Linked DNA regions of Mus musculus: all the other regions are linked to region 4. Evidence: chromatin loops called from intact Hi-C (ENCODE). Cell type or tissue: gastrocnemius. All regions are shown on one strand.

Region 1 (4,000 bases), 270 kb before region 4:
ATCCTTCATCAAGATTCCTCCAGCGACGCGCAGCGCGCGCGCCAACCGTCTCCTCGCCCGGCCAACGCACAGGGAGATGGGGGTGGGGGACAGCTTCAGGTCCACATCTGCAGGTTTTAACTGCTACGGAAGCATTCGCTACATCTCACCTACTTGGCGAAGCCGCGGACCAAGCTACCCTAAAAAAGCAGAGACGGCGTCGGGGCGCTCGGGTTTCCTTATCTGTTAACCCGGTCGAGGTAGCTGCATTGGCGGCGGTGGCGGTGCGTCTTCCTAGCACGCAAGCACTCCGCAATCCGTTTGCAACACCGTTACAAATAAATCCACCTCATTTCACAACTGTAGGGGGCCCTCGGGGTCGCCCATGGCTCACCAAACAACGCCACACTGCGGATCGGTGTATGCCACCCTTTGGGAACGCACGGTCTGCAGGGGACCATGCAAGGGGAGCGGGTATCATCCACCACTGCATTAGTTTTAAGAGAACGAGAGAGCGAGCGCGGGGGTTGGGGGGAACGGCTAAGTGTCCGACCCCTGGGTCCCCATCCCGATGTCGCACGCCCGGCCAGGAGCTCGCAGTCCGTGCCTCTCCTCCGCCCGTCAACCCCGGCCGGCGCCGCACGCGGGTAGCTCGGGGCCGCCGCGCTCCGGCTCGGCCGAACAAAGGGCCCGAAGACCTCCGGGCGCTGCGGCGGTGGCGCTCTCACCTGGGCTCCGTCCCCGGCGGCGGCTCCGCGGGGCTCCGGCGGCGCGGGCCTGGCGGTGGAGAGGTCGCTCTCGGCCGCCCGGGGCCCTCGGGGGCGCTCCGGCGGCGGGGGCCCGCTCAGTGCCGGCGCCGCAGGATCGAGTCCGGGCGCGGGCGGCGGGTGGGCGGCGGCACGTCCCGGCAGGTCCAGGTCCAGTGCCCGCGACGCCGCGACGCGCCCTGCTCCTAAGTCTCGGCGGGCCGCGGCTCGGACGCAGCCCGGGTCTGAGGCGGGGACGGCGATGGGCGGCTGGGCGCGGGGCCGCTCCGCTCCCTCCGCCTCAGGCTCCGGCTCGAGCGGGCCCGCGGCGGCGGCGGCGGGAGCGCGACGGCGCGAGGACCGCCTGTCACGGGGGCGGCCGGGGTGACCCGGCGGCTCTCAGGGCTGCACGGCGACGCGGACGGCGACGGCGGCTGCGGCTCCCGGGGCCGTCGCGCTGAGGTGCGGAGCTGCCACCGCGGCCATCTTGTTGCTCTAACTGACAAGAACCCCCCTCCCCCCGCTCCAGCCAGACGCGGCGCTCGCGCCCCCGGCCCCGCCCCGCGTGGGCCTCCAACAGGAAGTCGTACCGGCCCCCGGCACGTGACTCCCACCGCATCTGCATACCGGAGGGCGGAATGGCCAATCAGCGCCCTGATCCTGAGCTCCGCCTCCAGGCAGTGCTCCCGATCCCATTGGTTCGTCACGAAAAGACCACGCCTCCTCCTTCTCCCCTAATACCCGCCCGCGCTGTGGTCGTCCAGACCGCGCGTGGAGCGCGCGGGGGTGCGAGCTGCGCGTTCTTCACGCGCCTCGGACGCGCGCCTTTCCTCGGAGCTGACGCTCCTTCCCGGTCAATGCGGAGAGCCGTGCGGAATTCTCCCGTGGCCGCTTGCCTTCACGCTTTTGGGCACTGTGACTCCGCGTTAGCTTGCGCACCAAAGGGCCGCAGATTCAGTTCTGCGTAGCCGCCTCCGTTCTCCGGTTCTGCGCCCCGCCGTATCCCGGGTTTGCGCAGCGTTTTCGCCCGGCGGCGCTGGCCCTCTGCGCAGCGGCGCCCTGAACCTGGCGCACGCACTGGCGCGCCTCCGGCCCGTGCCGTGCACACGCCCTGTACCTCCCTACGGTGCACACTCGTACGTGCGCGGGACGCGGCCTAGAAGCTCGCTGCGCGCTCCTCGCGGCATCCTCTTGGCCCCCTCCTTCGCTCAGAGGCTCCCCGGGGATTGCTCTGACGCGAGCCAAACAATCCCGGCTGCAAAGCAGCCCCCTGGGGAGGCCTGCTTTCCCCGCAGCTACTCCACCCTACAGCGAACGCAACCTGCCCACCCCAAGCCCTGGGCTGAGACTACACACCCCGCATTTTCTTCCTGGCTCTGGGAAGCCCGCGGTGGTCCTCCATTCTTTGGCTCCTCCTTGGTATACATATACGTAATAATCTGGTGGGTAAGGTCCGAAGCACTGTGCGCTCCGTAGAGTCCCTTTCAAGTTTCTGTTCAAGCCACGGGAAGATTTTGAAAGCTCATATTTTTCTCCACAGAGGGTGATGGAAGGAGCCTAATTCCTCTCCACCACCACTCCCGACCCTGATGTTCTGGTAGATCCGCGATGCTTCTGAAAGTTGTCAGTGCTGTAAGAGGCCATTCCCTGTCTATGTGTTCCCGTCTGGAAGAAGAGACAACGCTCTAGTAGTACCTTCGAGATGCAGTTTTGCTGCCGCCAGTGTCATGTTTTGAAATGTTTGTGGAGAAAAGGGACACAACAGACTTGCTGCTCTCGTTTCCCTTCAGGGTCCCGTGAGCTCTGTACACTCCTTTCTTTCTATTATATTTTAAGCCTTCTGGTCGTCAGATTTACTTACTCTCCGAAGTCGGCTTCAAACGTCTGTTGTGTATTTTTCATCCTGCAAACCCATATCCCCTAGAAAGATCTGATGGCAGATGTGGCTCTCACAGAGACTTCTGCCTTTTCTATTCAGCATTTTATTGACTTCAGTTTAATTCTTGACTGCTGAGAACCTGTATCTTTTGTGTCTCAAAAGTCCAGATATTATCACATGATCCAGGAAGGAGCACAAATAGCATCCTGCAGTTACACAGCATGCACTAGGTAGATTGCTAAATCCATGAGGAGCCCAGAGTCTGGGTGCAAACAACACTGTAAAACTTCAGTTATTGGAATATTGAACCAAAATGACGTCATTTAGCATTTGTCCTTGCCATTCATTGACTTTGTGACCATGACCTCTCCTCTCTTCCAGCTTTCTTTGTGATCGTCCCCTCCCCTCGAGCTTACTTAGCCTGGCACAATAAGGATCTCTTCCTACCTTAGATATCCTAACACCACTAGAAAAGGTGGGCTATATCTTTTGGAATGAAAATTAGACTCATAGTTTGGAATATGGACTTGTGGTGGTAGAAAGAATATTTGAGGAAGAGGGGTGTACCTCAGAGGTAAAGTGTCAGCTGAGCATGTTCAAAGCACTGGGGTCATTCCCTGGTGCTGGTGTATCTGAGCACACGCGCACACACACACACACACACACACACACACACACACACAATTTAAAAGCCTGGCATAGTAGCACATACCAGTAATTTCAGTGCTGAGGGAGCAGAAACAGATTCCACAGGCTCCTTATCCAGTCTGCCTCATTTAATTGGCAAGTTCCAGGCCAGTGAGAGATCCTGACCCAAAAACAAGGTGACTGGTAGATGTGATGCACATCTTTAATCTCAGCACTCTGGACAACGAGGCATCTGAATTCAAGGTGAGCCTCGTTTTACATAGAGTTCCAGGCCAACCGGGGCTACAAGGTAAGACAAAAAAAAAAAAAAAAAAAAAAAAATCAAGGCAGAGGATGTCTGAGGTTTGTTCTCTGACCTATGCACACATGTATATGCACACACGATATATAAAAAAACCGGTATGATTACCTTCCATGAAAGTGTTCTGGAAGGTAGCCTGTCTCCTAGAGACCTTCCCAGAGGACCTATAGCCTAAGTCTTGAGGGAGGTCACAGAAGCAATAACAGAAGCTCATGGAAGGACACTGAAGAGAGAAGCAACAGCAAACAGCAGGGAGACAAGGGAACCTGGAGCACTGTGTTTATCAGGGTCTGCCACAGCTCAGGAATAGGTGACGGGCGGGCAGGGGCAATCGCAGGCAGCAGCTCACGCTGCTGAAGACAGCAGAGCTTTGGATTGCTGTGAACCTTCCTAGAAAACATATATGGCAGGTAACCTGGATAAAAAGGCCCACATAGGTGGGGATAG
Region 2 (4,000 bases), 440 kb before region 4:
GTGTAGTCCTGGCTGACCTGGAACTCACTCTGTAGACCCGGCTGGCCTTGAACTTAAGTCACCTGCCTGCCTCTGCCTGGAATTGAATGCTTGAGCCACCCCCGAGGACACATGTTCCTAACTTTCAACAGATTCTAAGTGATGTCTGTCTGTGACCAAAACAAAGAAGCCTGTTTAATACAAGCTAACCAGTCAAGAAATCCTAGTGGAATGGTAATTAACTACAGCAAGCGCCAAAATGTGTTGTCCTGCTTTGTGTATGCCTTTGGTAACCCTTGCCGCAACCAATGGCAGACAGAGTAACCAAACAAATTCCTGAGTGAGAAGGTTTCTGGGCATGCTCGGTGTGAGCCATAGGAGTTTTAGCATGGGAATTCTGAAGCCGCTCAATACAGTCTGTCCCTGAAGGTGCCTGCCTTACTTTGCGACTCACAGCAAGGACCCCCAGCCTTGGCACCTTCCAGACTGTAGTTACAGAAACACAGAATCACACTGCACAACCTCAGAGTAAGGTCCAAACCCTAAGCCCCTTAGTTCCTGCTGGAACTTGAGTTTTCGCTGTCTTTAAAACCAGGCTAACAAGCTAAACCTGCTCTATGACGAGAAAAATGAAGAAATCTGGCGCTCAACGCTTGGAAATTTGGCTTGTGGGCATCCTAAAATTCCAGTCCCGGCTCTGGGCGGCTGCACCACACCTACCTCCGAAGACAAGTTCCTCCAGGGATTCTGGCCCGCAGAAAGGGAAGGAAACGCCATGGCCAGATCCGGAGGGGATGGTCGAGCTCCAGGCTTTTCACGTAGCTGAGAGGTGGGACGAGTCTTGTCTTCGTCCCGCCCCCTTTTGAGTTCGCGGGCAAATGCGAGCAGTAAGTCGAAATTTTTCCACCCACGGACTCTCGGTGCTAACTAAGGTTTGCACAGCAGCCATGAGCTACATCAATCTGCCCACCGTGCTGCCCAGCTCCCCCAGCAAGACTCGGGGGCAGATTCAGGTGCGGGGTCTGGAGTGGGGTCGGGTGGTGGCTGGTGCGGGGTGTACAAGGGGGAGACCCCTTAAATGACTTCTCTTCTAGGTGATTCTCGGGCCCATGTTCTCAGGGAAAAGGTAATGAATGGGCCTTCGGGGCGGTGGGCCTCCCTCTCTCTCTGCAGCCTCTCTCTCTGCAGGCCCTGGCTCTCCTCTCCCCCCTCCCCCATCTTCCCAGGAGCCTCTGACTAGGCGGCAAACGCGCTCGACCTCTGTGTGTACATTCCCGCCCAAAATTCGATTTCCTGGATTGCTGCCATCCTCCTGCCCAAGCCTTTTCTCTTGGGGAACCCTATCTTTGCTGAGGCGGACCACATGGGGGTACAATTGAAGACCCCAGCCCACATTACCCAGGAGCCCACCGAACTCTCATGTGTCCCCTGGGAGTTAGGCACCTTCTCTGACAGTTTCCTCATTCATTCCCCATGCGAGCTCTCCTAAAGCCTTGGAGCCCAATTAACTCTGAGGTGAGGGTCTAAACTCTGGGAGTCCCACCCAGAATAACAAACACACACTACTTGGGTTTTCTTTGCTTTATCTTGGGGTTAGTTTTTGTTTTTTTTTTTTTAACTCAGCGTCTTTATTTGTGGCCCAACTCAGAGATCCGCTTGCCTCTGCTGGGGTGCATCACCATACCAGGCACCTCATTATTTCTGAATGGTCTGGTGTCACCTCAATTTGTCCCTTGCCCCGAGGGTGAGGGCCAAACTCATGATCTGGGATCCAGAAGCAAGCTCTCTGGTGATTCTGTCAAAGACTTTGAAGTTCATTCATGAAAATTGAATTTTGTTCAGAACAGCATGGGGTGAACGGCTGCAGTTCCGGCTGCCCGACGCTAGGTGGTAGTGGCAGCCCGCCTTTTGCTCGGGCCTCATGTGCTCTGGTTAATTCTTGCAGCACAGAGCTGATGAGAAGAGTCCGGCGCTTCCAGATCGCCCAGTACAAGTGCCTGGTCATCAAGTATGCCAAAGACACGCGCTATAGCAACAGCTTCTCCACACATGATCGGTCAGTCCTACCCCTGAGCCTGCCCTTCGGAAACCCCTAAGCCTCGGGGCACACTGCTGCTAGCCTCTAGTGGATATGAATAAGTGCTCAAAACTTACTTAGAATAACCTGTCCCCAAGTGTCCATTGTACCCACGGAGGCTGGGAGAACCTGGGTCCCACTTGGGTAGAGGCTGCAGCCCTCTTGACTCCAGAGATATTTCCCCCCCTCTTTAGTTGGCTCTCTGCCATTAGGTAGCCGTCATCATTCTGAATTGTCTATCTATCAGCCCTTCCACTGGACATTTCCCTCTGAGCCCAAGGGTAGGTAGGAGTTCAAGAAAGTAATTTGTGCCTCTCGGGGTTGCTGGAGCTGGGCCAAGGGTGAGCAGCCTGGGGTAGAGCAGGTTTCTGAAGCGGAGCAGGAAGTGGAGCCGAGAACTACCAGGACTTGGGAGTTGGCCTGGGGATTCAAGCCAGGCTTCCTGCCAGACTCTGTACTGAGGTCTTTACAACTGTCTTTGTAACCACGGTGCCAGCGCTCAGGACGGGATGTGCATCCAGGAGGACCGAAATCAGAGGAGGCAACAGTGCCTAGAGTGGTGGCCACAGCTGGCTTGTTGCCTGTCCTCTCTCTGGTCCCCTCTACCAGGGGAGGGAAGAGAGAATTTAAGATGCCCGAGTGTTGTGTTGTGTTCTTTAGTTGGTTTCTTTTATTTTTTTCTGAGACAGGGTTTCTCTGTGTCGCCCTGGCTGTCCTGGAACTCACTTTGTAGACCATGCTGGCCTTGAACTCAGAAATCCTCCTGCCTCTGCCTCCCAAGTGCTAGGATTAAAGGCGTGCACCACCATGCCCAGCTTTGGTTGGTTTCTTAGGGAGGTGTGTGTTTGCACACAGGTAACCATACACCCGCGTTCAGAGGACAGCCTCGGGTTATAAGATCTGTGTTCCACACTCATTGGCCATATCTTTTTTTTGTTTTGTTTTGTTTTGAGACAGGAACTCTCTACAGACCTCTGGTTGCCCTGGAATTCACTCTGTAGACCAGGTTGACCTTGAACTCACAGAGATCCAACTGTGCCTGCCAAACGCTGGGATCAATGACATGTCCCACCACACCTGGCTCAGTATGCTCTCAAAGCAAGCCCTTTACACATTCAGACATCTCCATCCTGTTTTTGATTTGTTTAGGGTTTTTGCATGTAGATCTGCACGCTACTTGCTTGTCTGGTACCCTGGGAGGTCAGAAAAGAGCATCCGATTCCCTGGAACAGGAATTATAGATAATTGTCAGCTGCCATGTGGTTCCTGGGGGTAGAACCTAGGTCCTCTGCAAGAATGACAAATGATCTCTCAACCCATTTACTGAGGCAGGTCTCAGGTAGCATAGGTGGGTTATAACTTGTAACCCTCCCTCCTCTTCCTCCTGGAATTACAGGCTAGCAATCCCACACCCAGCCCACAACTCCTTCAGATCTATGTAAATACAAGGATTCCGGATGTGGTTGGCCACACCCAGCTTCCCAGATTTTAAGATGGTGAGGTAGTAAGTAGGCCAGGAGGTGCTTTCCTTGGGAAGAATGCCACTATATGCTGCTTGTCTGTGGTTTGGGAAACGGCTTTCTGAGTTAGTTTCTGAAAGTGAGGCAGAAACCAGAGGGAGAAGGCGCTGGGTGCAGCCCAGCATTCCATTCCTTAGAGCAGAGGTTCCCGGCATCCTTTAATGGTGTTCTGGAGTGTGTCCAAGCTGGCCTTCAGAGGCCTGGGTGGATTCTCCCTTGCCGGGAAGCGGTCTCCAGTGGGGCCTATAGCAGAGGCTTCTCAGCCTGGCTCTGCCAGCAGACAGCCGCATGGTGTGGAGAGTCCTCCAATCTGGAGGGCAGTGACTGGAAGGGGTTCCAGAGGGTCACTCTGCTGCCTGGCTTCCAAGGCCACCCCCATTCCAGACACTGAGAACAGGATGCGTCTCGCCTTGGGCTGCTCATG
Region 3 (4,000 bases), 290 kb before region 4:
GGTCCTCTGGAAGAGCAGACACACAAACATACAGTCTGTCTGTCTGTCTCTGTTTCTCTTCTGAGACAGAATCATACTAAGTAGTTCTGACTAGTCTAGAACTTGCTATGTACACCAGGTTGTCCTCAAACTCACAGACATTTGGTTATCTTTGCTTTCTGGGTGCTTGAATTTAAGGGGTCCATACACTTTTAGACTTAAAATACTTTTTTCTTTTTTTTCAGAGACAATGCTTCATTTGCTTTAGGGAATATTTTAAAAACAAAAACCCAAAACCTCATGATTGTCACAATTTTCATGTAAATGCTCTTAACCAAGCCTCACAAACTTAACTATGAAAGCCGAAACAGAATTGTTTTGGGTCTCTATAGTGTACTCAGATCCCAGTTCTGAGTGGTGTCTTTGTTTCATGCTGTCTATACCTCTTTTGTGCTTTCATCACCACTTGAAGGGATGCCTCAGAAGTAACTCCTGAAGGGCTCAGCACATCACTCAACTGCTGTTGTAAAGTGCTGAGCACTTTAATAATGCTTTTCCTAGCTAAGCACCAATGCGCTTATTTCAAAACTTCCTCATATATACACAATATAATTTTTTATCTCTGCTAATCTAATAGAAAAACTATCTCAATGGCCTTAATTCACAATTCTTGATTATGAATGACATACCTCCTATATCTGCTATGAATTCGTTTTCCTGAGGATTCCTCTTCTTTCTTAACTCTGTATCTCTGGCTACCACAGACCATGTTGACTCTGTCTTAGTCTGTGGGTTTTTCTCCATCAATTTCTATGGGTTTATATGTGTATTAAATTAACCTGAACAGAGAGATGGCTCAACGGTTAAGAGCACTGACTGTTCTTCCAGAGGTCCTGAGTTCAATTCCCAGCAACCACATGGTGGGTCACAACCATCTGTATGTAAAGGGATCTGATGCCCTCTTCTGGTGTGTCTGAAGAGTGACAGTATACTCACATAATATAAATAAATCATTTTTTTTCCTTTAAAGTATTGAAACATTAACCTTTTCTGCATTTTCAGAAGTTTACCTTTTTATTTTTTACCTTCAGAAGTTTCAAATTCTTGACATTGGGCACTTCATTTCTTTCTTAAATAGCTGAGAGCACTGGACATCACTTAGTGTTCAGGACTACAAATTCTTTCCTCTATACATTGCTGACTCTCTTTTCCTCTACTGAACCCATGCGCCAGATGACCTCCACTAACCCTGTATACCTCCATGGGAACTGCACTAACATTCAAGATTCATAAAATTGCAGTCACTGCTACTATTTCTCTTTTAAAATTCTTTATTCTTTCATCCTTTCAAGTGAAATTTACAATCATCTCATTATATTTTGAAGAGAAAAACATTATGTAGGACTGGGGAGGTAGATCAGCAGATAAAAGATCTTGCCACTTAAACCTGAGTTCAACCTGAAGAACATACAGTGAAAGGAGACACAATTCCCGAAAGTTGTCTTCTGACCTACACACACACACACACACACACACACACACACGCTTTCTCTTACACATAATAGTACATTTAAAATATTTTACATATTTTTTTTAAATTATGGCACATGACTTCAGTCCTAAGCCTCAAGAGGCAGAGGCAGGTAGGCCTCTGATTTCATCACTAGCTTGATCCACACAGAGAGTTCTGCATCAGTAAAGGCTACATAATGAGACCTAATCTCAAAATAAATAAGCTGGGCCATGGTGGTGCACACCTTTGATTCCAGTACTTGGAAGGCAGAGGCAGGTGGATCCCTCTGATTTTAGAGCCAGCCTGGTCTACAGAGTGAGTTCCAGGGCAACCAGGGCTATACAGAGAAACCTGTTTCAAAACCAAAACAACCCACCACCACCCCCCAAAAAAAACAATAAATGAATGAATGGATGAATGAATGAACAAATGAAATTAATAATCAGTATCCCCTAGCCAAGAATGGTTACAAGCTTCTATAATCCCAGGAGTTAGAGGTAAGAGGAGCTCAATTTTAGGATCATTCCTCAAAAAGCCCAAGCCCAGAATTGCTTAAACCTAAACTAATTAAACTGAAAGCTCTGTAGTATTTATTTTCCACGTTTTAAAGTGTTTTTTAAGATTTACTTAGTTATTTCACATATATGAGTGCTCTATCTGCATGTACACCTGGTGCCAGAGCAGGGCATCAGATCCCATTACAGATGGTTGTGAGCCACCTTGTGGTTGCTGTGAATTAAACTCAGAACCTCTGTAAAAGCAGCCAGTGCTCTTTAACTGTGGAGCCATCTCTCCAGCCCTGTATTTTCCATATTTACAAACATCCCTCCATGGTTTTCTTTCCTCTTTTAATAACACTGTCGTCTGATTTGTGTTAATGATGAAACCCAGGGCCATGCCTACACCTTCTACCAGTGACCTATACTCTACTTCCTTCACATGCACTTTCTATACACAGTGAGTTCAAATGCCTGTTATGATTTTAACATGTTCTTATGTAAGGAGCAGATATTACATGTACTGCCTAAATGGTAGGCATTTAGTAAAATTACCCACTTATCTAGTTTTATTTTTCCTTTAAAAACTAGCTGATTGGGGTCAGAGAGCTACCTCAATAGTTAGGAGGTATCTGCTGTTCTTGCAGGTGACCCAGGTTCAGTTCTCAGCCACTGCATGGCAGCTCCAGCTCCAGAGGACCCGATGCCCTTTTCAGGTGTACACACATGTACGCCCTCTTAATAAAACAGCTACACTCTGAGGTGCTTTTTCTGGGTTTTCAATCTGTAAATTCCAACTATCTTTTCACTTCCTTATTTCTATTTTGGGTTGTGGGAGGCACAATTTTTGGATTACCTCAAAGGTCTTAGCCCCTAGTGTACATAAACCTTCTCCCAGACATTCAAACACCAAGCTAGGTATAATTTTCAAGAGACGTGCAGGTGTACTTCACGTCACTCATCAGCTGACTTTAAGACTGAGGTAGGCCTGACCCAATCACACATATGCTTTAAATCTGGGTTTGGGAGCCAAGGCAGAGGATGAAGTTCCATGGAAGATGAGCACTTAACATAGTTGCTGACTTGAAAGTGGGAGAAAGGAGGAGTTGTAAGGAGCATTTCTGGTAGCCAGAAAAGAAAGAAAGATCTGTCAGGGAACTGAATTTTGCTAGCAACAAGAATGAGCCTACAAGTAGAATCTTATATAGAGGCTCCATCTGGAAACTTTGCTGGGTCGTTGCTCTGCTGGTCCTCTGGCCTAAAGGACTGAGACCTAAAACTCACTGCTTTTTAACCTGTAAGTTGTGGTCATTTGTTATAAACAACGGAAAACCAACACAACTGCCTCACTTACAAGCCTGGACTTGAAGGCGATGCTGAGGCTCAAGTGGAAATAATGATCAGGAGTCTTGCCTTGTTTTTGAGCCAGGGTCTCACTGGCCCCATATATATATATCAGGCTGGTCTCAAATTCACTGAGCTCCTCTTGCACCACCACACCCAGTCCTACTCAGGAATTTTAGTAGTCAGGAACAGCTAGGAGCCAGACATTATCCCAGTAATCACAACAGAGTAGATTTACTAAACAGATTTGTTAACTGTTCAAAAGTGGGTATGTTTTAAGGGGGCTAAAGAAGACCTGAAGAGGCAAAATGGTGGGGCAGGTATTTACTACCTACAAGATGAAATTTGTCTATGAATCGGGAAAGGGCTAAGAACTGCAGAGACCATCCCTCCCTCTGCAGGGCTGATGAGGATGTACAGTCAGTCAGCAGTGAAGGACCTTCCTCTGACCCTCTCTTTTCTGTACTGCCCTGATACAGCCCTTTATGGAGGCCTAAAATGAAGCTTGCTAGCTAAAATGAAATGTTCGTTGTGCTGGCTGCATTAAAAGCAAGGCAGATGGTTGTAGATTTCCCAGCCTGGGTCTTACAGGCTGACTACTGGCACTCTATCTATATCCCCTTTGCTATTGGCTTCTACACACCCTGGACATGCACTTGAGTTCACA
Region 4 (4,000 bases):
GGCAGAGAAGTTCCCTTCCCTTTCCTGAGTTTCCTCTTCCTCTTGGAACCTGGAAGTCCCATCTGTACCTTTTGTCCAGCAATTGGCCCCTGGCCTTTATCGACAAGTCAAGAACTAATTGGGGAACAAGACCTTAGCAACAGAACCTCCCCGTAGCCCCACAGTAGCCAGGCCGTGGATGCAAGGGTGTTCAGGTCACTGGGTTTTGTTGCTCTTCGGGGCTGTTTTGGTGCAGGAGATTACTAGAGCCCCTGAGCGCTCTACCTCTGAGCTCTGCCTGGAATTCTTCTTGGGTTTGTTGTTTGTTTTTGTTTTTTTGTTTTTTTTTTTTTTTTTTGAAACAAAAATCTAAGTTGCACAAGAGGTTTCTGACCCGTAATCCTCCTGCCTCAGTCTCCCAAGTAGTTGATATTACAGCTATGCTGCAGGCTCAGGTAGCACGTCCTGGCTGCCTCCTACCTAAGCCAATGTCACCAAGCCTAGGGGCAACTCTTCCTGCCCTGAGCCGGCTTGGGTAGGACAAAGGCAGCTCTCCATCTCCATAGAACTTCAGAACTAATCTTATCACTTCGCCTTCAGCTGACCCTGAGCCTCCTGGATCTCAAAATTTAGGAATGGCTCTGATCCCACTGGCTGAGTTAGATTACACTGCACAGGGACTGTCCCTCAGGGGTCCTAGGAATACAGGCAAATGTGTCTCCCTGAGCCCCATTCCTGTCCTCACAGGTACAGATCGGGCTACCTGGCTTCTGGCTCTCTCTCCAAAGCTCCAGTCTGCGCTTCCTTTCTGACCCCTGTGCGCATGCTCAGATCCTCAGGAGCCAAAACCTTTAAGTGGGGCTTTGGTTCCTGTACCCATCTTCCTGCATCCCACCGCCCTTCCCACGCGGCGTCCCAAGCTCCCGGGAGAGAACTGTTTAATCTCGTGTATGGTGTGTGTCTATCAGCCACACCAGCTATTGAAGAAACTCAATCCATAAATAATGATGATAGTTGTAAAAATAGCAGGCATGGTCCCCTTCCTGCGTCAAAGGGCTGTTTTTTTTTTTTTTTTTTTTTTTTGACTGCCACTCTGAGCCAGCCTTCAGAAAAAGAGTTAATTAATATCCCTCGCTGTGGACTAATTCTCTTTTCAACATGTGGCTGTCATTCCCCCGTCATCACAACTGATTTACAACAGGGTTTAATTAAATTCTCCCTACATAATTCAACATTCTCCAAAGACAACCCCAGAGTGGCCCGGGGTATTTAAAATGTCACCTGCTGAGACATATCACCTCTCCCTAAATAAATATGACAGTGATCAAACTTTGGCTAATTACGGTGACTTGGTTATTTGTTTGTATGTTTTAATATTTAATTGCTTTCATGTTCATCCAATTACGCTGCAACAGCAAATAGAAATTAACTGTTTTATCAGCATGTTCCCAGCCCAGCTACTAAACAACCTGACAGACTCGGAACAGTGGGAACTGCCCAGGCTGAAAAGATGGTGTAGGCTTCTTCTCAGCTCGGTGGACAGGCGATTAAATTAAGGAGGCGCTCTGGCGGAGCCGGCATGGGGCGGCAGGCTCGGCTTCCAGGAGCTTGGAAATCTCAAGCTAAGGATCAGCGGATGCCAGCAGGGCTTTTGATTCCATACTGCCACCCCGTGGCCACTTCTTGAATTGCCCCAGCTTCTTAGGCTGAAGTTCTAGGAAGCCAGAAACTCCTGGAATCCACCAGCTAACAGCGTCTGTGACTCCTCACGTGGGTGAGCCGAGTGCGTTCACAGTCTCGAAATGCTGCCTCCCCCTGCAGCTTTGGGGTTCTCTGCTTCGACAAATGTGTAGTACCTTCGGTCAAGTTCCTGGGACCAAGATAGTGCCTCGAAGATATTGTAGATCCTGGGTCATTACTCCTCCAAGTCCACACCTGTAGACGCCGCCCTCCTGGAAGGGGAGCCGGGAAATGCTGGTCTTGGATGCCCCAGCAGCCCTCTCCCAATAACCAATTAGGCCCCCAAATCAATTCCCAGGATTATCTCCAAGGGACTCCTGCCTGGCTCCTTCATTCCTTTTCAATTGGCGCCTGCTTCTGTCCCAAGGCAAACCTCAGGAGAATGTCGGAAATAAAAAGGATGAAGGGTGACAGAAACCCGAGCGACTCTATCGAGAGGCACGTCCTTCCAGCCTAACCCCACAGCTTCATAGGAGCCTTCCACATGCCAAAAATAGAAATAACCTCTCCTTGAACTCCTTGAACTTACATCTCACTAAGGCGGCTCAGCTGTAAGCTCCTGTCGGGGAAGGGCTGGGAAACAGACTGAGGCCTCTTAGAGAGAGGCGACCAGACAGTGCTGGGACAGCTCATTAAACAACTTCAGGGAGAACCTGGCGGGGTCTCAAGGAGTCCAGGGGAAGGAGGATCCTATAAGGAAGTGTGTGTGTGTGTGTGTGTATGTGTGTGTGTTTCTGTGTTTCTCTGTGTGTGTTGTGTGTGTGTTTCTCTCTCTCTCTCTCTCTCTCTCTCTCTCTCTCTCCCTCTCTCTCTCTCTCTCTCTCTCTCTCTCTCTCTTCCTCTCTCTCTTTCTCTCTCTCTGAGTATGTGTGTGTGTTTGTGCACACACCAGCATGGGGCCATGAGGTTGTGGAAGCTACTAGTTAACATGAGGTATCTTCCTCAGTCTTTCTCCACCTTATGTTTTATTAATATATTTTATGTTTGCCCTGTATGTTTGTATGTGGTATATATATTCTGCATATATCCTTAGTGCCCACAGATGTCAGAAGAGGGCATCAGAGTCCTTGAAACTGGAGTTACAGATGGCTGCGAGCTACCATGTGGGGGCTGGGACCCAAACTCAGGTCCTCTGTAAGAGCAACAAACATCCTTTCTCCACCTTAATTTTTGAGATTGGGTCTCTCATCGAACCTGAAATGCCCTCTGGTCGGCGGACTCCGGAGATCCTCTTGTCCCCATCCCCTGGGAGTAAAAGACACGGAGCACCGTGGCTGGCCAGGGATCTGCTTGCACAGTGAGCATGTTTACTGTCCAGGCCACCTCTTCAGCCCCAGAAAAGCCTTTCATTGAAATAAAAACCTTATATTGGTAATCCCAATAAAATGGCAATCCCAGAGACAGGTCTGTCCTTTGGTTGTGGTGGGAGTCTTGGAAGACACCGACACCAACACACACACACACACACACATCCGTGCACTTGCATACACACACATGCTCTCTCTGTCTCTTTCTCTGTCTGTTTCTCTCTGTCCCTCTCTGTCTCTCTCTCTGTGTCTCTGTCTCTCTCTGTGTCTGTCTCTCTCTCTGTCTCTCTCTCTGTCTCTCTGTCTCTCTCTCTCTCTGTGTCTCTGTCTCTCTCTGTGTCTGTCTCTCTCTCTGTCTCTCTCTCTGTCTCTCTGTCTCTGTCTCTGTCTCTCTCTCTCTCTCTCTCTCTCTCTCTGGCTACCTGCTGGAGACAGGGACTGAGCCCTGACAGGCAAAGGAACACTGGGAGTCTTCTTTAATTAGCGCAGAGCAGGAAGCCTCTTGGAGAAAATTTTCCTGGGGATGAGAGTTTATGCAAATGAGCCCTGGCCCGACCGAGAGATTCTAATTGGTCCCAGCAGGTGCCCACGGCAGGGTCAGCCTGCGCTGGAAACGTGTGAACATCTCCATCAGGGTCCCTGAGGCCACTTCACTGTCAGGGCCACTTGCCTTGGGTCTGGCAAGTTTAACTCCGAGTCCAGTGACAAGGCCACAAGTCCCATGACTCTGCCGAGAGTGGCTGAGGGAGAAGGATGGAAAGAGATGAGAAAGATCCACCTGCCTGAGATGGACAGCCAGACACTGGGGATGGCTGAACACAGGAGCTCCAGGGCCCGCAGCAGGGGCCTGGTTTGACTGCCCTCTGACAGATGAGCCATCTCTGTCGTAGGGAATTCATTCTGCCCATCCTTGCTGAAGCCCACCAGAGCTGAGAGGGTGGCAAGATGTCCACACAGGCCTTCCCTGGACACAC
Region 5 (4,000 bases), 330 kb before region 4:
TGGTATAGAAAAAGTAATTCCTATTAAGTAAGCTGATGCTGTGAGTCCGCTGCTTTCCTTGCCATCTAAGTCCCCAAAGTCTAAGACATATGAATACAGAATATTCAGTTCCTTGTCCCATGTTGCTTGTCTGGCATATTAGGCGTGTGTGATATCCCTGAAACCTCCCTTTTTCCTCGATAACTGCTCCAGGAGAGAGTAAAGACTGGCAGAAACTCAGAAAATTGCTTCTCACAATTTTAAAGGATGGGAGGGAGAAAACAAATGGCAGAGACCAGTTATGGGCTCCTAACTCTGTAACAGTCACCATCCAGTCCTTTACAGGAGAAGTTTGCTGTTTACTGGCACAGAACAGAAACTATTTGTATTCTTAGACTACTGGACACACAAGTCCCCTAGGAAAAGACAGCAGCCCTGTATCCTCAGGTCTTCTGCACATACTCCCTCAAAGAATGCAGATGATTTTGAACAAATATGAATCCCATCCCCAACCACGTTCTTTGCTGTGAAGATCTTGTTCATCGTCACAGAATGAAAAGGGGAGGTGATATTTTTAACAGAGGAAGGCACGTGCTCAGAGAGCATCAGCCCCTCCTCTCCATCCCAGCAGAGAGCTCCAAGTACAAGAGAGCCACACTCAGCAGGATGGTCAGGAGCAGCTGCCTACCCCTTACTCTCTGGGTCCTTCACACCAACGGGCTCCAAATTTTTGTTCTCAGTCATGCTCTGGGCTATTCAAGAGTGGCACCCATATAGCCTTGTCTTGGAAACAAATAAACCCCAGTGCTGCCCAGTGCTGCCCTGAGTCCAGGCTTTATCTTCAGTTGTCAGCTGGGAAGGGCCACTTGGAAGTCATTTCCCTTCCAAATGAAGATATCCAAGAGTGGAGCAATAAGTCCCTGGGGATGAGCCAAGTGTTTCTTTCTGTAGACAGCAATGAAGCACAACCCATGATTTCTTACCCAACTGAATCAACAACTGGGAAAATAAAAATTGTAACCATGTGAGGCTACGGAGATGTGCTGTGAGTCTAAGACAGAGAGAGTCCCCTTGTGACCAGCCATCTCAGCCACTGGACAGTACAGGCAGCATGATAAGGAGTTCAAAGTAATCTCAGCTACACAGCAAGTTTAAGGCTAGCCCAAACTACACGAGACCACGTCTCAAACAAAACAAAACATGGAGCTCAGGCTGGCTTTACACACCTGGGCTCAAGTGATCCTCTGCTTCAACCACCTGTATAGCTATAGGCACATGTCATCATTGTGAGCTAAATGCAATTTCTTCTCTCCTCCCTCTCCCTCTCCCTCTGCCTCTCTCCCCCCCCCCTCTCTCCCCCCCCCCTTGTCTTCTCTCCCTCCTGAGGATCACATCCAGGGTCTCCTCACACGCGCTAAACCTACACACTCTATCACTGAGGTACGCACTCAGCCCTTTGCATTGCATGATGTTTCTGCTGGACAGGACTTTTCCAGGAAATGGAAGTGTGCTCTCCAACAAGAAAAGTTTGAACAAGTTTCTCAGAAATATATTACATTTAAGAATTTATTTTCTTGGGCTGGAGAGATGGCTCAGTGGTTAAGAGTACTGACTGCTATTCCAAAGGTCCTGAGTTCAAATCCTAGCAACCACATAGTGGCTCACAACCATCTGTCATGAGATCTGATGCCCTCTTCTGGAGTGTCTGAAGACAGCTACAGTGTACTCACATATAATAAATAAATAAATCTTAAAAAAAATAAGATTTTGTTTTCTTGGGGCTAGATAGATAGGTAGCTCAGGGGTTAAGAGCACTGGCTATTCTTCCAGAGGACCAGGGTTCAGTTCTCAGCTACCCAAATGGAGAAACATAACTTATTATATATCACAGTAACAGAGATTGGGAAGCCTGGAGAGTAGCATGAACACGCTCAGTTTTTGGTCTACATGTTTCTTTTCACAGCCTGCTTCCAGCTGCCAGAACTGCGAACACTTTGAGCTGGTCCTTTAGGACTCCGAGAAAGGAGATGGCTGGACAAGCAAGCAGTGAGGTAGCCAGCCAACAACCCTGAGCAGGGGGAGCTGCGAGATATAGTGTGCTGAGAAAACTTCTGATTAAGCCAGTATTTTTTGGTTTTCTGTTTTCAGATCTAAATTTCTGATTCTATTCCTGTCCAAAGACATAGGGTATCAAGACCACTCTGCCATCCTCTTCTTCAGACAAATGCATCTAGGGCCACATTTCAAAGGAACAGTTAACCTTTTTAAAAAGCTTTCAGCAAGCTAAAAGTCTTAGTTTCACTGCCTAATAGGCATTTCATGTTTTTCTTAAGTGAGGGCGACACCTGCTGGCAAAAGATAGATACATTATTTAAGAAAGAGACAATCCCTGAAAACTCTATTCTAACAAGTCATTTTCTGTTTTCTGTTTTCTGTTAAGGACTTCAGCAGCATGGTCCCATCTGGCCCAGCTCGCCAAGTCCTCCATAGACCAGGCTCCAGAAGATCAGATGTCAGCTGGTAAATATTTCTGACCTTTCGGTCTCAGCATCTCTAAAGAGCCACGGAACAAGAACTGTGCCTCAGGTCCTGGGCCATTCAGCCAGCCAGCCACAGCCGTGACCGTGCTCTCCTTATGCTCCCGGCCTTCTCCAGGCCGTGCTATTGGACCCCTGTGTGTTGAATCTGACTTTCAGCCTTGCTTCCGGTTTCCTGGCATTGCTGGCATCAGAGACAGGATGCCACCTGCTGCCTACCCGTGCCTTCCCATGCTCTGCTGCTAAAGAGTTCTCAGTGTAGTGTGCATGGTCAGACTGCCATCACTGCTTAAGATACAAACCACCTCTCTGGTGCCTTTCTTTGCCTCATGGTCTTCTGAAGAAGAAGGTGCCCTTCGTTCAACAACTGCACAATTGATTTATCTAGGTGTTGGCTGTAGGGAGATGGCAGCAAGGGGCCATCTGTGTGATCTAGTGGGCCTGAGAACTGACGTTTGCAAGGATACTCTGCACCACATGCAGCGCGCCAGCTACTCCGAAAGGTATTCAAATTAAATTAAGTGCTACTTTCAATATTGTGCCCTAGATAACATTAATGTTAACTGTACAGTTATATTTATAGTGGCTACTAACAATAAGAATAATAAGGTTGAAAGCTGTGTTGTATCAAGCTGAGTGAGCCATACAGCATTAATGACCACAGGTCTTTTGAACTCATCCATGTCGATTTCTACCACAGCAACACACTGGGCAGACGACCGAGGATGCACAAAGCTTGCCAGTGCTCCCCTCATCCTGTTCCAAGTCTGTTACCCTCAAGTGCGTACACTCTGGGACATACAGGGCTTCCTCCACCTCAGAAAGAGCCTTGAGTAGACTTGGATCTCAGGTGTTCTAGGATACAAATGTGCTGAATACAACTTCCACAGGGCTGCATGCAATATTTTTAATAAATTAGTAAATTGTGAAAAAGAGCTAAAATTTTGGTCTACTTCCCAGCAAATGTAGAATGTTCAAACTGCCAGAAGAGAGAGCCCATGTCAAATCACTGAACCAGTGAGAGAAGCTGGGGAGAAGGAAGGGGGCCACTCCCTGTAGCCCTGACCACACACTCTCCTCTGCCACTCGTCAGGTGCTACACTAATCTTCTGTTTTGTTCTGGAAAATGTCCTACCACCCACCCTTAAGCCCAGCAAAGCTTGTTCTCTCTGTGGGGGTCTAACTTCTCTCCTGTCTCTTATCCAGGCTTATGAAATTCTAGTCACCTTTCAGATCTCAGTCCAGCACTACCCTCAGATCCCTTCCGTAACTTCTTCCCTCATCCAACCAAGTCACTCTTTGCCCAGCAGTCACTGCAGTTATTAAAGATGTGTGGAGTGGATAGTTGTGATCTACATCCATCCTCCATGAGACAAGGACAAAGGGTTTTTCTATCTCTCCTCCCTGAGACTGGGTCTCTCTATGTAGTTTTGGCTGACCTAAAGCTCATTATGTAGACCAGGCTTGGCCCTAGCTCCAGGGAT
Region 6 (4,000 bases), 400 kb before region 4:
ATTAGCCGTGCGTGGTGGCGCACGCCTTTAATCCCAGCACTTGGGAGGCAGAGGCAGGTGGATTTCTGAGTTCGAAGCCAGCCTGGTCTTTAAAGTGAGTTCCAGGACAGCCAGGGTTATACAGAGAAACCCTGTCTCGAAAAACCAAAAAAAAAAAAAAAAAAAAAAAAAAAAAGAAAAAGAAAAGAAACACATGCCACACGTAGTTTCTGAATGTGTCATAGTCTGATGGCCTGAATCTGTGGCATACCTGTAACCTAGACAGTACAGTGTTTGTGTGACTAGAAGGGCTGGTAACCGAGGCTTGGTCTCCAGTTCAGCAGGGGCTGAGAGGCAGGGATGGCTGCCCTTTGGAGCACCTTAAAAGACAAACAAAAAAACCCAAACCAGCGTGCAGGAGAGGTGGCTCAGCAGTTAAGAGCACCGACTGCTGTTTCAAAGTATCCTGGTTCAAATCCCAGCAAGTACTTGATGGCTTACAGCTGTTTGAACTGTCATTTAGGGAAGCAGGAGAGACAGCTCAGTTAAAGGCACTGACTGCTCTTCCAAAGGTCCTGAGTTCAATTCCCAGCAACCATATGATGGTGGCTGTAATGGGATCTGATGACCTCTTCTGGTGTGTCAGAAGACAGCTACAGTGTAATCATATAAACAAAATAAATCTTAAAACAAAACCAAAACAAAAAACAAAGGCAAGCCTGGGACAAGTGGTACACATCTTCATTCCCAGCACTGGGAGGCAGAGGCAGGCAGGTCTCTGTGAGTTCAAGGCCAGCCTATGGAGTGAGACTCTGTCTCAAAAACAAACAGCAAACAAACTGTCGATGCAAGAGCTCACTTTTCTTTTCTTTTCTTTCTTTCTTTTTTTTTTTTTTTCTTTTCCCAAGACAGGGTTTCTCTGTATAGCCCTGGCTGTCCTAGAACTCACTTTATAGACCAGGCGGGCCTCAAACTCAGAAATCTGCCTGCTTCTGCCTCCCAAGTGCTGGGATTAAAGGCGTGTGCCACCACCACCTGGCCCAAGAGCTCACTTTTCTAAGGATGTTCTGTGTGCTCCAGGGTTGCTGGCCTGGGTGCTCCCAGGTGAGTCCCTGTCTGTTTCCCTTCTCAACACAGGAGTGCTGGGGTTACAGATGTGTGCTACCACATCTGGCTTTTTAACCACATCTGGCTTTGTACATGTGTTCCAGGGATCCAAGCTCAGGCTGTCAAGCTTGCATGGCGTGGGCTTATACCCTCCAAGCCCTCTTGATAGATGTTAACTTTGATGGTTTTGACAGCATCTTGCTGTGTAGCCCAGGCTAGCTTTGAACTTGTGACTCCCTGCCTCTGCATCTCAAGTGCTAGAGTTACGCCACCATGCCTGGCACGAGTTGTTTCTTGTGTGTGTTTCAAAGCAAATCAGAATTGACCATGAGGGATGCAGAGGAGGAGAGAAGGCAAGACCCTGAGAGGTGAGAGGAGAAACTTCTGAAGCTGGTGAGGTACACAGGCAGGAAACTGGTCCAGCATTTCCAGGCTGAAGGTCAGGTGCTTAGCCCTCACGCTTTGCAGGAGTTGTGTCTCAAACTGATGAATTTTTAATTTTTTTTTTCATTTTCTTTTTTGAGACAGGGTTCCTCTGTATAGCCCTGGCTGTCCTGGAACTCACTCTATAGACCAGGCTGGCCTGGAACTCACAGAGGTCTGTGTGCCTCTGCCTCTCAAGTGCTGGGATTAAAGGTGTGTGCCACCACAGCAACACCCTCCATAACCCCCCAGCAAACTGCGGGATTTTTGTGAGTGTTCACAGCTGGTTTGACTCCCCAAAGCCAAAGAGCATCCCAACCCTCCGAACGGCCCTCCCTCCGCTTGGTGCAGGCTGATGGCTCTCTTCAGGGAAGCCTCAGATTTGGGTCCCTAAGGTTGAATGTTCTAAAAGCACTGCTCACCATCCCTTGGCTGTAGTGAAGAATAGAGAGTCCCAGTTCAGGGCCCGGGAACCACAATGCCACACACACACACACACACACACCGTATGCTCACCAGATCAGGGTGAGGTTGACTTCAGTGCCGGGAGGGTAGTTCTCCAGCTGGATCAGGACTGTGAACAATTGGGGGCCCAGGAAGTTGACCAGGGAGATGACTCCAGGAGGCAAGTACTGGAGCACCAGAAAAAGGGACTCCTGTGGGGAGTAGGAGGGAAGGTCAGGGTTCCGAAGATGCAGCTCTCCCAAGCAGGGCCTTGACCTGAGCCTCCATTTTCTCATCTGCCAAGCGGGGGCACTCACCTCCTCCCACCGTTCACACCAGAAAAGCAAACAAATGGTAAAGAAAGGATTACAAGTCTCCTGTACCTCCTTGTTGTCCTGTGAGTACTTGGTGGCCCAGAAGATGGCGCTGATGGCTCCGACCACTAGGAGCACAATGAGGATGTTGGTGCGAAGGTAGGTGAGCAGGCGGCAGGCCTTCTGGGCCCTGGTCTGTTGTTGAGCCAGCTCCACGCGGCGGCCCTCTTCCAGCTCCATCTGACGTGACAGCAGCAGAGAGGGGCCCTGAAGCACTCCACATCCACACATCCACACTTACCCTCATCCAATCACTAGCCACCCCTGATCATACACTCTCTCACCAGCCACACACACATGGGTGTGTGTCCGCCCCTTTTGTTGTTCGGTTTGTTTTTTTATTTTAAAGATTTATTTATTTTATGTATGTGATATACTCTTCCACAGATCCCATCACAGATGGTTGTGAGCCACCATGTGGATGCTGGAAATTGAACTCAGGACCTCTGGAAGAACAGTCAGTACTCTTTTTTGTTTGTTTGTTTGTTTTTCAAGACAGGGTTTCTCTGTGTAGTCCTGGCTGTCCTGGAACTCACTCTGTAAACCAGGCTGGCCCCGAACTCAGAAATCTGCCTGCTTCTGCCTGCTGGGATTAAAGGCATGTGCCAGCCTCCATGCCCGGCATAGTCAGTACTCTTAACTGCTGAGCCATCTCTCCAGCCCCTGTGGTTGGGTTTTTAATTTTATTTTTACACTGTGTGTGTACATGCATGTGTGTGTGTGTACATGCATGTGTGTGTGTGTGTGTGCACATGCGTGTGTGAGTGTCATGGTGCACACATGGAGATCAGAGTACAGCTTGTAAGAGCTGGTTCTTTCTCCCATGTGGGATCCAGAGATGAACTTTAAGTCGGCAGTCTCAGAGCAAGGCCCTTTACCTGAAGAACTATCTTGCCAACCTCTCGCTGAGACAGGGCCTTGTCTCATAATCTTGGCTGGCCTGGCACTTCCACAATTGTAGCCCAGGTTAGTAGCAAACTCAGGAAGATCTTCCTGCCTCAGCCCTGGATCCCAGTGCTGGGATCAGATATGTACATCATACCTAGACACACTCACATTATTATTATTATTTTTTAAGGCAGGATCTCACTGTGTAGCCCCTGGCTGAATTGGAAATCACAGCCATCCTCCTGCCTCTGCTTCCCAAGTGGTATGATTAAAGACATGTGCCACTAGGTCTGGCTCACACATTCTTAGAACATTTGCATGTTCTCACACGGGGCACACGCGTGCACGCCCACGCAGCCCCTCACCCTCACTTTCATCGCCAGCCACACTCGTGCGCTTGGCCACACACACCTTCAGTTCATTGCTGATTTCGTGCTTCTTGATGGTGGCGGCTTCCCACACCCGGATGCAGAAGTCCCAGGATGAGAACACTTTGGCGCTGAGGGGTGTCCTGTAGCGCTGACCCAAGAGTGTCTGCTGGGGTAGGCCTTCTGCCATCCTGGTGGAAGGGGGAAGGATTTCTGTGGTGGTGGGGGGGTCCCTCCACCCTCGCCATACAGGAGGCGGAACCAGGATGAGTCTCACTGCACAGTGATCTATCTGCCAACTGAGGATCTCTGTGGCCCGGGAAGGATGGCCAAGGATGGAGGCCTGGAGGATGTGGGGTCGTCCCTCACCTCTGCAGTATCCCACAGAAACAGAGGAGCAGGCAGACCATCGGGCTA
Region 7 (4,000 bases), 230 kb before region 4:
TCTCTGCTTTTCAAAGTTTTGTTGCTTTTTAAACATTTATGTGTACGAGTGTTTTGCCTCTGTGTGTGTGTGTGTGTGTGTGTGTGTGTGTGTGTGTGTGTGTGTATACCATTTCCATGCCTAGTATCTCCAGAAGCCAGAGAGGGCATCAGATCTCCTGGAACTGGAGTTACAGACAGTTGTGAGCCACCACGCGGGTGCTGAGAACTGAACCCAGATCCTCTGGAAGAGCGACCAGTGCTCTTAACTGCTGAGCCACCTCGCCAGCCCCTTAATTTGGTACTTGTCAAGTATTTGGTCACAACAATGAGAGAAGTAACTAATACAGAATCTGCATATATTCAAGTCTATATAAATATATACATGCATTTATACTCATATATCTACATTCATAGTTATGCAATATATAGATATCCATATATATGCAATATATAGATATCCATATATATGCATGTATTTATATCTATGTAAACATATAGTATTTATATATGCACATATATTTACATCTACCTAGATACAGTCATATATATGTATATGTATTTCATCTACCTACACACATATGCACAGTTATCATATATATGCCTATATTTTTATATCTGTCCAAACACACATATATAGATATTCATGTCTATGTAAATAAACGTGTGCACATATGTTTATATCTACCCACAAGAATGCATGCGTGCACACATGGGCTCATTTTGTTTTTCCCTCCTTGGCGAGGGTATTGAAGGTTTTTTTTTTTTTTCTACTCCATGGGACGACATTAACTTTTAAAGCTATGCTTTTTTTCCCCCCTTTAATTCTTTCCTACCATGTGGCTTTGGGGACAGAGGCAGAGGCTTTACTTATGGAGCCATCTTTCAGCCCTTGCTTTAGTCTCTTGAATGCTGGAGTTATAGCCTCACCACGACATTGATTCTGTAGCCACATTCTCTCTGCCAAGTGAATGAGACCTGGTAGTGGCTTCCCTCCCAGCAGGTGGCCAGCAGGCCCCTGAGACACTGGTGCTGGTCGCCTTCCTTGCACCTGAGGCAAACTGTGCGAGGGGTCTCTGACATGCCAAGCTGGCAAACGGTTGGGCACATTGGAAGATGTCAAGCCTGGCCCGCACCTATGAGGCTTAAAAATATGGTAATGCAATTAGCAACTTCAGCAGCCTAATGAAGCCGCTCTGAGCCGCTGATAAAATACCACTGAGGGAAGTGCTTGAGAGCCTCTTCAAACTCCCCCAAAATATGAAGTGTGTCCTTACAGAGAAAGCTGCAATCTAGCCTCCTTTCTTCCAGCCTCGAGATTAATTAGGGCTTATTTAGGGCATGAATGAGGGAATGATCGAGCTCTTGGATTGAAAGCTCTGAGACCGATGTAAAAAAAAAATTTTTTTTTAACAATTACATTTCTATCATAAAAGTCTTCATTAGATATCACCACCAGCAGACTTCCTATTCGGGGAGGGAGACTGCCCTCTCTTCCCACTCCAGAGGCTCCCCTAACAAAAGGCCTTTCTTCCGAAGGCTCAGTTTGGGAGCTGGTCTGAACTTCAGGTAGTTTCAACATTCGACCTGCCCTCTGGAGCCCAACGACCTCCCTCCCAACAATGACCACTTGGGTAGAGGCAGAAGCAGCAGCACTGGCCAATGTCAACCGATGTGTACATCCTCAGCTGGTGCTGACTCCACACTATGCAGACCGGCCAACCCCAGGTAACAGGACTGCAGTAGGAAGGGAAGCTCTTCAGTCTCCTGGCTCCCACCGATGTGGTTTCTGCTCTGGATCTGCCGCAGCCAGCCAGGTACCAACGCCACCTGCATGTAGCTCAGGGACATCAAAGCTGTTGAGAACGTTTTCCCACTGAACTGAGCCTGGGTGGGTCCTTCACCTGTTCTTGACATTCTTCCTGAATCTGGAAATTGAGGACATGCTTGTGTGACTATCGTGTCACATGGTGGCCACCAGATTGTTCTCCATGACTCCTGCCACCTTTGTGTCTGAAGGTGGGACTGTGCCTGACCAAATGACCATGATACCCACCCCCCGCCCTCCACCCCATGCTGGCTTTGGCAAAGCAGCTGGATAAGCTCTGAGTTGCTGATAGAGGGGGCTATTTAGCCAGAAGTAGAGTGTGGTCTCCATCTGATCGTCAGCAAAGAAACAGGTCCAACAGCCCACATAGTGCGAGCCTGACAGCCCACAAGGAACTGACAGACACCAACTGGCTGAGTTGAAGATGGATCTTTCTTTCAGACGATTAGCAGTTCAGACTAGGATGGCAGCTTCATGAGAGCACAAGTGGAGGACCTGGCCAGAGGCTTGGACCCCTGAACCTCACTGTTTTGTTTTAAGCTCACTGTCTTGGTGTCATTTGTTACAAAGTATCTGGGAGCTAGTCTGCAGTCCTGTGAAGTTGAACACAAAATGATGAGCTATGATATCAAGACAGCAGCCACCCTGGTCAGGTCTCTCTCTCTCTCTCTCTCTCTCTCTCTCTCTCTCTCTCTCTCTCTCTGCTGACTAGCAAGGCTGGCACTAGGAAACAGTGTCTGAGATACGGGATCTGAAGCAGGTTCCTGGAGAAGACTCCAGAGCTATCACATCTTTGCTGGGTGATAACGGGTAAATGGTCTGACTAGCACATGCCCAAGCTTCCGACTTGGAAGGTGGAACTGGTGCTGGTCTGTCCTTTTTCTCATAAAAGGGATAAAGAAAGCAGCCTCCTAACCAAATACTCACCCTGCACTGCCGGAGAGATCCCAGCTTTTAGGACAGCTCGGAAGGCATCTGCGCGGTGCAGCTGCAAGGCGTGGTCTTGTGTGTTTTGCCGAGGGAGAAGTGGAAGCCCAGAGAAGTTAAAAGGAAGCACAAGACCATATAACCAATCAGCGGGCCAGCTCAACTAGCCTCATAGCTCTACTTCTAATGGGTGTGTGATGGGCGGGGCAGACTCCTGCAAGCCCGTCCTTTCTGAGGTCCGAGGTGTTCCTGCAGCGTGTAGAGTGGGCGGAGCTTCCAGGAGATCCCTGGTGGGGCGTCCTCCTAGAGCCTGGGGAGTTTGGAATCTTTGTGCCTCTTTATTAGACTTGCATAGCCCAGACTGGCCGAGCCTGAGAAGTGAATTTTTCTGTATTAAATAATTTTCCTGTTCCTGATAAGATCCAGCAACAAAAGGAGTCTAAGGAAGGAAAGGGTTGTTTGGTTCACAGTTCAAGGTCATTGTGGGGATGGTGTGAAAGCCAGAGTGGGAGACAGCTGGTCACATGGCATCCTCTGTCAGGAAGCAGAGAGAGACAGAGACAGAGAGAGAGAGGAGAGAGAGAGAGAGAGAGAGAGAGAAAGAGAGAGAGAGAGAGAGATGCTGGTCACATGACATCCTCAGTCAGGAAGCAGAGAGATGGATGCTGGTCACATGACATCCTCAGTCAGGAAGCAGAGAGAGAGATGGATACTGGTGCCAGGCTCTGTTCCTCCTTTTTGTTTAGTCCAAGACCCCAGCCCAGGAGGATTGTATCCAGTTCTCAATTCTGTCAAGTTAACAAGATTCATCTTTACATTCTCTGTCTCTCTCCCTCATAGGCCAAAGGCATGCATCTTGGGCTGTGCACACAGGGGCTGTGCTGGCAGCTTCTGGCCCACGTGAACCCACAGTGAAGCCCGAAGCAAGCTGTGGGCAGGAGGGCAGCAGGAAATGCTTATCCTGCAGGCTTCTGCAGAGCGGGTTCTAGTTTATACGATCTTCATGGGAGTCTTCCTTTGTGGCTGGTGGGTCATTCTCATTTCCACATCTGTGTTAATTAGCTCTAAAAGCATAGGAGGTGTAGGTTTTAATCTGATTGGTTGCCTGATCACATACTACAGGCTAGGGGCTGAAACCACAGTCACTGAGAGGGAGGAGGGAAGAGGGAGGAGGGAGCTGTCTGTTGTCTCCTCGAGCTCCATTCTGAGGACCAGCTTGGGCTACTTTTCCTGTTGAAATGACAAGACAACCTAATGGAGCAAGGAT

What was found. Peaks named below come from ENCODE experiments on the same cell type or tissue, not always from the same donor. Only the 100,000 strongest peaks of a DNase experiment are listed, where the experiment ranks them.
Region 1: it touches region 4 in a loop (4-fold over the local background); 15 of 42 quality-filtered maps call a loop at or near these places.
Region 2: a loop joins it to region 4, with 10 times the contacts of the local background. A loop is called at or near these places in 21 of 42 quality-filtered maps.
Region 3: a loop joins it to region 4, with 2.8 times the contacts of the local background. A loop is called at or near these places in 3 of 42 quality-filtered maps.
Region 5: a loop joins it to region 4, with 3 times the contacts of the local background. A loop is called at or near these places in 7 of 42 quality-filtered maps.
Region 6: a loop joins it to region 4, with 7 times the contacts of the local background. A loop is called at or near these places in 10 of 42 quality-filtered maps.
Region 7: a loop joins it to region 4, with 2.3 times the contacts of the local background. A loop is called at or near these places in 9 of 42 quality-filtered maps.

What each region holds. Positions count from the first base shown.
Region 1 is chr11:117,652,039-117,656,038 of GRCm38, reverse strand. Tnrc6c (trinucleotide repeat containing 6C) reads right to left here and starts at 1,750. Exons shown (of 22, transcript NM_198022.2): 1 at 1,353-1,750. In gastrocnemius, CTCF peaks have their summits at 335 and 1,748; DNase peaks (open chromatin) are centred at 585, 945, 1,376, 1,817 and 1 more place; H3K4me3 peaks cover 2,718 bases; H3K27ac peaks cover 2,940 bases.
Region 2 is chr11:117,822,706-117,826,705 of GRCm38, reverse strand. Tk1 (thymidine kinase 1) reads left to right here and starts at 692. Exons shown (of 7, transcript NM_009387.2): 1 at 692-992; 2 at 1,074-1,105; 3 at 1,925-2,035. The coding sequence starts at 927. Afmid (arylformamidase) reads right to left here and starts at 787. Exons shown (of 11, transcript NM_027827.3): 1 at 700-787. The coding sequence starts at 756. In gastrocnemius, a CTCF peak has its summit at 1,857; DNase peaks (open chromatin) are centred at 851, 1,220, 1,893 and 2,492; H3K4me3 peaks cover 1,925 bases; H3K27ac peaks cover 2,975 bases.
Region 3 is chr11:117,677,150-117,681,149 of GRCm38, reverse strand. The region is part of intron 1 of Tnrc6c (trinucleotide repeat containing 6C); the gene reads right to left. Among named protein-coding and RNA genes, the nearest start is that of Tnrc6c, 25 kb to the right of the region's middle. In gastrocnemius, CTCF peaks have their summits at 962 (motif pointing left) and 2,200 (motif pointing left); no DNase peak of the experiment used is centred here; H3K27ac peaks cover 1,725 bases.
Region 4 is chr11:117,382,722-117,386,721 of GRCm38, reverse strand. No RefSeq gene overlaps it. Among named protein-coding and RNA genes, the nearest start is that of Gm34128, 27 kb to the left of the region's middle. In gastrocnemius, no CTCF peak of the experiment used is centred here; a DNase peak (open chromatin) is centred at 1,590; H3K4me3 peaks cover 583 bases; H3K27ac peaks cover 213 bases.
Region 5 is chr11:117,707,868-117,711,867 of GRCm38, reverse strand. The region is part of intron 3 of Tnrc6c (trinucleotide repeat containing 6C); the gene reads right to left. Among named protein-coding and RNA genes, the nearest start is that of Tnrc6c, 56 kb to the right of the region's middle. In gastrocnemius, a CTCF peak has its summit at 2,343 (motif pointing left); a DNase peak (open chromatin) is centred at 2,338; H3K27ac peaks cover 3,911 bases.
Region 6 is chr11:117,784,894-117,788,893 of GRCm38, reverse strand. Tmc8 (transmembrane channel-like gene family 8) reads right to left here. Exons shown (of 16, transcript NM_181856.2): 6 at 3,953-4,000; 7 at 3,627-3,774; 8 at 2,337-2,507; 9 at 2,026-2,165. Gm11723 (a long non-coding RNA gene) reads left to right here and starts at 2,747. Exons shown (of 3, transcript XR_003949820.1): 1 at 2,747-2,784; 2 at 3,164-4,000. In gastrocnemius, a CTCF peak has its summit at 2,366 (motif pointing right); a DNase peak (open chromatin) is centred at 2,409.
Region 7 is chr11:117,610,168-117,614,167 of GRCm38, reverse strand. It overlaps 2900041M22Rik (RIKEN cDNA 2900041M22 gene), which reads right to left and starts at 2,921. Exons shown (of 2, transcript NR_015489.2): 1 at 2,734-2,921; 2 at 751-1,906. Gm35170 (a long non-coding RNA gene) reads left to right here. Exons shown (of 4, transcript XR_003949818.1): 4 at 1,518-2,345. In gastrocnemius, a CTCF peak has its summit at 2,101; a DNase peak (open chromatin) is centred at 1,040; H3K4me3 peaks cover 1,117 bases; H3K27ac peaks cover 1,555 bases.